Regions from separate parts of the Homo sapiens genome. Here region 1 is linked to region 2. Evidence: chromatin contacts called from ENCODE Hi-C or POLR2A ChIA-PET data. All regions are on one chromosome and are shown on one strand. The core of a region is the stretch at or near the end of the contact, and the rest is flanking DNA. Distances in the headings are between cores, read along the strand shown. Region 1 has its middle 49 kb from the start of CDKN3. Region 2 overlaps LOC107984676 (a long non-coding RNA gene).

Evidence for each region. A loop is a pair of places that touch in the nucleus more often than their neighbours do. ChIA-PET counts read pairs that join two places held with the same protein, here RNA polymerase II (POLR2A). Pooled maps may share reads with other maps.
Region 1: a loop to region 2 is called in a pooled map of gastrocnemius medialis, with 2.1 times the contacts of the local background. The contact joins two enhancer-like sites. A Hi-C loop is called at or near these places in 1 of 168 maps with a recorded cell type or tissue (Caco-2) and 1 of 50 pooled maps. POLR2A ChIA-PET finds 5 or more read pairs at or near these places in 1 of 52 experiments (OCI-LY7).

Annotation. Positions count from the first base shown.
Region 1 is chr14:54,345,769-54,350,857 of GRCh38, reverse strand. No RefSeq gene overlaps it. Among named protein-coding and RNA genes, the nearest start is that of CDKN3, 49 kb to the left of the region's middle. Within about 2 kb of position 1,451, at least 12 of the 41 ENCODE cell types and tissues checked have a DNase peak (open chromatin) inside an H3K27ac peak, as active enhancers do.
Region 2 is chr14:53,877,300-53,882,318 of GRCh38, reverse strand. It overlaps LOC107984676 (a long non-coding RNA gene), which reads left to right. Exons shown (of 4, transcript XR_001750978.2): 3 at 2,595-2,748. Among named protein-coding and RNA genes, the nearest start is that of LINC02331, 29 kb to the right of the region's middle. Within about 2 kb of position 2,383, at least 2 of the 41 ENCODE cell types and tissues checked have a DNase peak (open chromatin) inside an H3K27ac peak, as active enhancers do.

The sequences.
Region 1 (5,089 bases), core at 202-2,701, 470 kb before region 2:
TACACGGGAGGCTGAGGCAGGAGAATGGCGTGAACCCGGGAGGCGGAGCTTGCAGTGAGCCAAAATTGTGCCACTGCACTCCAGCCTGGACGACAGAGCGAGACCCTGTCTCCAAAAAAAAAAAAAAAAAAAAAAGATGTATTGGTCAATTTGTTAATAGCATATCATTATAAATGTGTTATTGCTAGAAATTAGCAGCCAAAATATAACACGATAGAGTGTTCCTTGTAGCTTCCTTGCTCATCTTACATTGCCCATTGTAACATTTTTAGGATTGTTAACCATATCATTTCTTCATGTTTCACAGTACTGCACTTATAATTAGTGTCTATCAGTGTCTGTTATCATACTGTCCTCTTGGCTTTCAACCAGTTAATTATTTGTTGGATTGCTTTTCAGAGTACTGGCTGCCTTCCCTATGACGTGCTGCCTCCCTTCCCGCTGATCATCTTACTCTTCTGTTCTTTGCTATTTTCAGACACTATTTTGCACTCATTATGCACAAGTTCAAACTTTAGTCATGTGAAGAGAGCTGAGTGCCTTGTCTAATTTTTCAGCACCAAACCAAATAAACAAAAAACGCATAAAGTCCATTTAAAAATATCCACACTGCATCAGGGAACAGAGAAGCTTTTTCTCTCTCATGTGAAATCTTCTCCAGGAAACCACCAGGACTGAGGCCCCCATGGCGCACACATGCTTGCTTTAGGTGCTTACGTTAAGATGGTATTTCATTAGTTTTGGATGGTCCCTTCCACAGAGCTCAGATGCTATGCTTCTTTCTATTTTAAAAGGGGGGACGAAAAGATTGGCTTTTCATCCAAAATACTCATGTTCTTCTAGCATATTAAAATTCATTTGTGACTAAGTCATTATAGTGAAGTACTTGGAAACCTTTCTATTCTAGAGAGTTCTGGGCACAAACACATTTACAGTGTGCACTAATGCCAGGCTCATGTCCTCACGTCCTCCAAGGGACAGGGATGAGCTGGGTCATAAACCAAACAGTGGGACTCTGGCAATCCCTTTTAGCTCAGGCAGATGCAAAATTGAAGACCCAAAAGAAGCCTTCCAAAGGTCACAGCAGGTTGCTCTCAGGAAAAGAGAATCAGTAATTTATTTTTAAGCAATCTCTTAGCCTCTGTGACAGTTATGTTTCCTTGTAAGCTGCTTTGGAGCCACTCACCACTCTGAAATTGCAGAGTAGGCTACGAACAATCCGGCTTCGTAAGAACATGCAAGTGAGGACCCACGAGGAGATATTCTTGTGCTTTTTAAAGTGCTTCTCTCACTTTGCTTCCTAAACTGCCTTAATTGAGGCAAGGGAGCCAACATGAGTGAGTTCCTTCCCGCGGCTTGCTCTGCCGTGGAGTTCAAGGATGCCTGAGCCCTCAAAACACGGCGCGGTGCAGTTGGGCTGATGGGAAGTCCTGAACAGCTTGCTGAATTATTACTTCATTCTCGGCTGAAGCAGCAGGAGGCGAGATGATGAGTGAAGGAAAAAACCCATGGACTCCAGCGTGGGCTGAAGGAACCAAAACAAACACTGAGAAGACAGGCCAATACTGAAATCTGTTTCAAGGATGGAGCGCGCAGGAATGTTTCACCATATTTTGTCTAAGGAACAGATTTCATTTTTTAATGGCTGTATTAATCAGTGGAAGCAGAACGGCAGGAAGGAATCCGTTTTCCCCTCTCCCCAACGCCTCCCGTGGCTCGCCCGGACATTCCCCCCATTCTTTGTACTGAAGGTGGCCTGGAAGTTTTAGAGGCGTGAGACAGGTTCTGAACTCGCATGCCCTTTCTTTCTCCTTCCCGAATAAATTTTGCGTAAGAATATTTGGGACAAGGAATCCACCATGGCGGGGTGCAATAAAAGCGTTTCACAAATTATGATTTCCCATTCTCTAGGCAGTTCAGCTCTGCCTAACAGCTCTAATTTCCTAGACAAATAGTCCTCCCTGTCCTCTCCAGCTGCTCACAGGCGCCTCTCTCTGGGTATTCTTTTTAAAATCCCTCTCCTGGGGAATTTTTAAAAAAGCTTCTCGCACTTTTTCATGCGATTTTCATGGTTCCATCCATCTCCCCACTTTTTTGGTCAAAGCCTTCCTCCCAAATATCAATTGCTTTTTCAACCCGTCCATACTACTGCTCAGCTGTTGGTTGAGCTTCTCCTAGCCTCCTGCTGCTGTCACTGGGCCAATGGAAGCCAGTCCCTTGCCTCTTTGTTCTATTATTTTATGGCAAGATAATAAACTTCTACATTTTTGAAGTACTTTTCACCGACTTGATATCAAGTATTTTGATAATCACAAAGTGATCAAACACATGTTCTCTTTTTCCAGTTACATAATGAGATCAAATATTGATTAGCAGTGAGTAGATAGATGTATATTGTACACACACACATACACCCGACCATCCTCCTTTTGGCCTATGGAGACTGTTACTCCAAAGAGCCGACACATTTGTGTTGACATTTCAGTCATCCAAGAAAGCTGCCAATGTCACTTCCTTTGAATATTTTCCTTCAGTTTTCAGGAAAGAGTTGGTGGGACTAGCTTATCATGGATGGCATGAGCTGAGGGGATGGTAATTTTTCACAAAAGTAGACATTGTTCGAGGCTAATAGTAAGCTGTAATCTAGACTCATAACTGTAGAGGGCGCTCTTGACTTAATAATGACAGCATTGCCATTGTCACTCCAGGAAGCTGGGAGGTGACAGAGTATCCTTTTATTACCAAGTATTTTATGGGGAAAGAGAGAAGGTGCCTTTTGGAATAGACAAGAAATCCATATTGTTTCATATTACCTTTTATAACATGTCTTCTTAAGAATAAGCTCATCATCTAATTCGTAGCCCCTGGTTACAGTTTTGTTGAAAGTGCAGAAGCTTCCAACTAATGAGAATGAATCTCATCAATGTCTCATACCTTGTGTTGGTCCTGCCACTTGGTAATGGGTGCTTTGCGTGCTGGGAGCTGGGAGCGATCTTCCAAAAATGGCAAGTGGGGTGGGCACTCCTTTGCGGAAAAGCCTTCTGTGGGTTTCAATTTCATTTAGCATGAACTCCCCACTTCTTACTGTGCCCTACCAAGGCCTTCTAGGATATAGCTTCTTCCTACACTTCAAGCTCTCTTTCTCTCTTCCTTCCCAGGGGCCGAATCTGGGACAGCACATGGACCTTGCCAAGCGGGGCACACTCTGTGGCATCTGCATTTGCTCTTCCATCTGCACAGTGAGCTCTTCCGTGCATCTTCCAAAGGCTGGCTCCTTCCCATTTCTCAGTCCTCTGGTCATAGAAACCCCTTGGAGGGAACTTTTTTGACTACCTCATCTAAAATAGGCCCGGCCCCAGCCAGCTTTTCTTTTTTAATTAAAAATTTAATTGTGATATAATTCACATAAGATTTCACAAAACACCACATTCACCATTTAAAAGTGTACGATTCAATGGTTTTCGGTATATTCACAATATTATACGGCCATCACCACTATCTAACTTCAGAACATTTCCATTGTCCCCAAAAGAAACCTCATACCATGAAGAAGTCACGGCCCACCTCGCATTCCTCCCAGCCTCTGGCATCCACTCATCTACCGTCTTGTCTGTATGGAATTGCCTGTGCTGGGTATGACACACCCACTTCTTTTTAAATGTTAAAGCACCCTGTTTGTTTCCTTCCTGGCATGGATGTATTTGCTCATTTACTTGTTTACCATTTATTCTCACAATCTATGAATAAGTCGCAGAGTTTCTTCACAATTCAGTCTGCCCAGCCTTAAAGTGAGCCCAGCCTTTCACCATAGGATCCAATCTATGTGGTGGTGCAACCACTTCTGGGGCTACTGTGGAAGAGACTCGTCTGTGGTAGCATGCCCTCCAAGAGTTCTTGAGGGCTCTATATCTTTTGAAGGATTTTCTGCTTTTCACTTGCAACCCACAGAGTCATAACTGATTTAATCACCTTCTTCAGAGTACTGCGTGCATTTGTAGAAGACTCTTTAAGGCCTGGGCTTCTTGCTGCAGCAATAAATACCAGTAACCTTTACAGAGCATGGGCCGTATGTCAGGCACAGGGATATGTGCTTCACTTGTATTTTTTCCACTTGGTTTTATTACAGTCCTGTGAAATAGGTATAATTATTGCATCCCATTTTAAAGATGAGAGAATTGAGGTTAAGGGAATTGGCACATTTTACTCAGCTAGTTTGTGGCAGAGTGGAGACTGGAGTCCCAGCAGTTAGACCTCCAGGGCTCATGCTCTTAACTATTCTGCTCTTTCTTCAGCCTCTCAGACTTCAGTCAAGTGTTAGCACGAAGTGACGGTGTGATGTTTGCATGCGGCATATGAATATTATTGCTCCTGGTAAGATTGTTTACGATGACATCATAGACAAAGAAATGTTTCCTTGAGTTCCTAGTATAGCAGCTGAGCAACAGTTTTTGTTATATGGGATTCTTTTCTGCCCTTTAGTTTGGGAAGTGACCAGCAAGGTGTCCTGGGAATGCCAGGGGGCTGTATAAGTCTTTGCGCATGGATGAAAGGAAGAGGCATGAGATGGAAGCTCATGCTTCCAGAGCAGATGGCCCTTGGAAGAACTTGGTTTCCTGCAGGAGGGTTGACTCCCAGGAGAACTACATCTCAACAGCTTAGCCATGTGTATTAGTCAGAGTTCTCTGGAGAAATATAACTAATACATGATATGTTTTATATATATATGTGTATATATATGTATATATATATATGTGTATATATATGTATATATATGTGTATATATGTATATATGTGTATATATGTATATGTGTGTGTATATATGTATATATGTGTATATATGTATATATATTCATATATATGTATATATATGTGTGTATATATATGTGTATATATATTTAAAGAGATTGATTTTTGAAGAATTGGCTTATGTGATTACAGAAGCTGGAAGTCCCAAATTTACAGGGTGGACCAGTAGGCTAGATAACCTGGGAAGAGCCAGTGCTGTGGTTCAAGTCTGAAGGCTGTCTGCTGCAGGATTTATACTTGCTCAGGAAAGGTCAGTCTTTTGTTCCATTTAGGCCTTCAGCTG
Region 2 (5,019 bases), core at 1,134-3,633:
ATATCAGACAATGTGTAAAATAATCATCTACCAGAGGAACGTATTTAAGCCAGCAGACACCCTGTGCATGTTACATGTGTACAATGTACCTCTAAAATTACGAGTGTCATAAATAGAGTGTGTTGACACTCAGATGACTCTAAAGATGCTTGAGGAGAACTTCAAAGGGTTTCTTTCTTCAGTAACGTCTACTAATAAGTTAATTATAAACATATAAGTAATGGTTTTTAAAGTAATTTTCTTATTGTGTATGTCTTTGTTTAAGAAGAAAATGTTGAGCAGCAAGCCGGTCCCAGCCATGTGACCATATTAGTGGCGAGTTTATCATCTTGAAATGGACACCAACACTTTTATGTCCCTCAAACTAAAAGCAGCTAAGAAATTGAATTCATATGCTTAATAAATGAGTAATTAGAATGGGAAAATTTTATTCGCCAGTGTCAGACATTTCCCTCCTTCTACTACCAGTTTTCATTAAGTTTGAGAAAGTACAGCCGAAAGAGTCAGTTCAGATATACACTGGGAAACAACTCAAAACTGCTTTTCATTTTGAGTATTAGAGACTTTTGTTATCTTTATTTATAGTTTTACGTACGTGCTCATTTTTTTTAAACTGGAACTCATCTGCTAGCTACTAAACAATCACTGAACTTTGTCCAGTGGGTTCATAACCTGAATTCAAGTTGTAGGTAATGTTTGTAATTCTAAAAATGCCAACATTTGTCATTGTGAATTATGTTTCCTTTAGGAAATTCCTTTACTAAAGAGAGGCAGTCATTTTTGACACTAATCAGATGCCTCTGTGCTGACCCTCTTGCTGAATGAGGCCAGGCTTTCTAGGTTATTAGTATTTAAAAAGAAATAACCACCCAATGTAGCATTTCAGTAAATAATGACCTACAAGACCTATTAGGCATATTCCACAATTTTTCCCACCCGTAGCAATGATTAACTCAGAAAACATTACAGAGCTTTTCTGGTGTCAGCTGAGCAGGGGCTTGTGGTTCTTCATTCACATTTTTCACTTAATCCCATGGCTTTGAATTCTTTCCCTTGTAAGTTCCTATATATAAAGATTAGAAACTGCTTCTGGCTATGCAGAATTACATGCTTTTAGATGAAATTCAATCCATTGTAAAAAATTCTGTTCAGAGCAACACTATTTATTTCTTGTTGGATTTGGATGACACAGAGAAGAACTGGGAACAGAAATTATGTTACCCAATTTTAATAAGCTGTAGCAATAATTTTGAGAAACACTAGAAAAATTAAACACTGGTGAGTTTATTTAAGCCTTTTAAGGGAAAAAAAAAAGGAAATACCAGAAGATAATTAAAAGTGCAGAGCTAACTTTTCCTCTGGAATGTCTTTGGCTTGCCTTCCTTTTATATAGATTATGTCATAGTGGAGGTTGGGGATTGAAAAATAATTTTTGGTATTTAAGGAAGTGATAGGTTTTTGTGATTCTTAATACTCATCTTTGCGTAAAACAGGTTGAAATAAATCTTTAACAGTGAAGAAAGAAAAATGTTTGGATCTCATGAGCTGTTGGAAATTTTCTTATTGCCTCTTTTCTAAATATAATAGGTTAAAACGTGGAGAATTTCTGAAAAGTGATTACTTTTTCCCAAATAGTTGATCTGACCACATATAGACTAGAGAGGGGACTCCTCTCTGAGTTTTGAGATGGGACTCTAGATATTTGGCTGCAGAAGCCTAAAGAAGCAAAAACAATGGGGCTTGGGATGGGGAGGTGGGGTGTCTACAAGTCAGTTACGGAGGAAAATGCCGAACAAATATTTCGCTGGTTCATATAGCAGGATTAACATTTTTGTTCCTCGTGGAGCACAGGCATAAATCCTTAGAGAATCTCAGCAAAATCTGTTGAAGGGTCACTTGAACTTAAAGGTAACAAATTCTTGGGGTCTTTGAGTTATATATTTTTACATACTTGTGCCCTTTTCAACTAACAGAAAGGGCAAAATACCCACAGAGCCCTCCTTTATTGTTCTCTGTGCCCTCCTCTGCCTTTCACGTCTTATTTTCCTCCCAGATGTGTTTAGCAGATTCGTGTTTTGGTTTGTGTAAATGAGCCACATCTCAAAGTCGTCATGACCCCCCAACTTCTGAGTCTACTCTTAATGGCTAACCCTTACTTCCTCACTTCCCAATCTGCCCCCTTAAAACATTTGCAGCTCCACTGTGTTTAACATTAGCATTTGATGGTTCTCAGGATTCATTCAAAGATGGGAAATGAGTTTTTTTGTTTTTTTTTTAATTGACTTGGCTGGAAGGTGCTCATATAGAAATGATGCTGGGAACAGCAAATGAGCAGACATCCTAGGGAAGTGAGGTAATCGCACTAGGCAGAGGGTGGTTCCGGAAGGTCCCACTCGGGGTGGGCTTCAGCGTTACACAGACTGACTCTCCCAGTCCTTAACTGAGTGCCTGATAAGAGAAAGGGCTTTGTAAATACGTAACCCCTTTCCCTATGTGCCCCTCTCATCCCCACTAAGTATTATTGACTGACTCTGGTCCCGAAAGACTTTTTTTTTTTTTGGAACTAATTTGATTTTTTTTTTTTTTTTTCCAAGAGCATGCCTTCGTTGAGCTGAGACCCAGGCTTCTCTGACAAACTCTGTTGAGGAAACTGGAAATGATCTACTAAAGAATATAGATCGCTGAGTCTGATGTTGTACGAAACTCATAATACCTGACTGGGGAAAAAAAAAAACCAATGTAGGAAAAGTGAGTGTCACCAGAAAGAACACAGAATGGTGAGCCCTGAGAAGGCAGGTCTGTGACTGTTCCGTGCACCACAACATCCCGAGGGTGGTGGGTGCTTGGGCGTGCTTACTGAATGAATTCTCTTGCAAGATACCGTTGCCAAGTCTTCAACTTGTTCCTTTCCAATGTCATTTGTATTAAGCCTGAAATTTGCTTTGAAATCACAGGAAGAAAGAATCTATATAAACTAAATGGCCATTGTTTTCATTAATATTGTTATGTCACACCCAATCCCTAATCCCTCCCAGACAACAATTGAACCAAAGCAATATCAGTCACGTGATGCCTGAGGTCAAGTGAGTTCACCTCCCTGCCCGTAGCCCAGCATCATGTAAACCACTAAAATAAAGGCAAAGACATCTAGTATTTCTCTGGAGGCACACACTTAATAAAAACACAACTGAGGTGAGGAGGCTCAGAGAGAACATTGCTCAATTCCTAAATAGGAGTAAGTTACACTCAGACACAGACCCAGTCTCCTCCAAATTTCTTTTTTATTTTTTTGAATGAAGTTAGGAGAAAAAGGATTTTGGGCTTGCAGTTTGCTGTGGAGAGCGAGAGTCTGGCCTCACGTGCACAAGATGATTTCTTTTCTTTTTCTTTCTTTCTTTCTTTCTTTCTTTCTTCTTCTTCTTTTTTCTTTTTTTAATAAAGTAAGCACATTTAATGGAAATACATTTAATAGAAGATAAGGGTAGATTTGGAAACTTAAAATTCTTGCTAACTCTTAACCACACCTGGGTTAGTAGCATCTGGACTGCCATTACAGCCTTCTAACCAGCATTTCCACATCCTTTCTCATGCCTTCCATTTACACCCAACTCCATATATTCTCCACAGCATTCAGAATAGTGTTTTAAAAATAAAAATTTTTATTTATTTATTTATTTTTAATTATACTTTAAGTTCTGGGATACATGTGCAGAATGGGCAGGTTTGTTACATAGGTACACACGTGCCATGGTGGTTTGCTGCACCCATCAACCCGTCATCTACATTAGGTATTTATCCTAATGCTATCCCTCCCCTAGCCCCCCACCCCACAACAGGCCCCAGTGTGTGATGTTCCCCACCCTGTGTCCATGTGTTCTCATTGTTCAACTCCCACTTATGAGTGAGAACATGTGGTGTTTGGTTTTCTGTTCCTGTGCTAATTTGCTGAGAATGATGGTTTCCAGCTTCATCTATGTCCCTGCAAAGGACATGAACTCATCCTTTTTTATGGCTGCATAGTATTCCATGGTGTATATGTGCCACATTTTCTTTATCCAGTCTATCACTGATGGGCATTTGGGTTGGTTCCAAGTCTTTGCTATTGTGAACAGTGACACAATAAACATACGTGTGCATGTGTCTTTATAGCAGAATGATTTATAATCCTTTGGGTATATACCCAGTAATGGGATTGCTGGGTCAAATGGTATTTCTAGTTCTAGATCTTTGAGGAATGGCCACACTGTCTTCCACAACGGTGGAACTAATTTACACTCCCACCAACAGTGTAAAAGCATTCCTATTTCTCCACATCCTCTCCAGCATCTGTTGTTTCCTGACTTTTTAATGATCATCATTCTAACTGGCGTGAGATGGTAACTCATTGTGGTTTTGATTTGCATTTCTCTAATGACCAGTGATGACGAGCTTTTTTTCATATGTTTGTTGGCTTCATTAAGGTCTTCTTTTGAGAAGCATCTGTTCATATCCTTCTTCCACTTTTTTATGGGGCTGTTTGGTTTCTTCCTTGTAAATTTGTTTAAATTCTTTGTAGATTCTGGATATTAGCTCTTTGTCAGATAGATAGATTGCAAAATTTTTCTCCCATTCTGTAGGTTGCCTGTTCACTCTGATGATAGTTTCTTTTGCTGTGCAGAAGATCTTTAGTTTAATTAGATCCCAATTGTCAATTTTGGCTTTTGTTGCCATTGCTTTTAGTTTTGTAGTCATGAAGTCTTTACTCATGCCTATGTCCTGAATGGTATTGCCTAGGTTTTCTTCTAGGGTTTTTATGGTTTTAGGTCTTACATTTAAGTCTTTAATCCATCTTGAGTTAATTTTTGTATAAGGTGTAAGGAAGGGGTCCAGTTTCAGTTTTCGGTATATGGCTAGCCAGTTTTCCTAACACCATTTATTAAATAGGGAATCCTTTCCCCATTGCTTGTTTTTGTCAGGTTTGTCAAAGATCAGATGGTTGTAGATGTGTGGTGTTATTTCTGAGGCTTCTGTTCTGTTCCA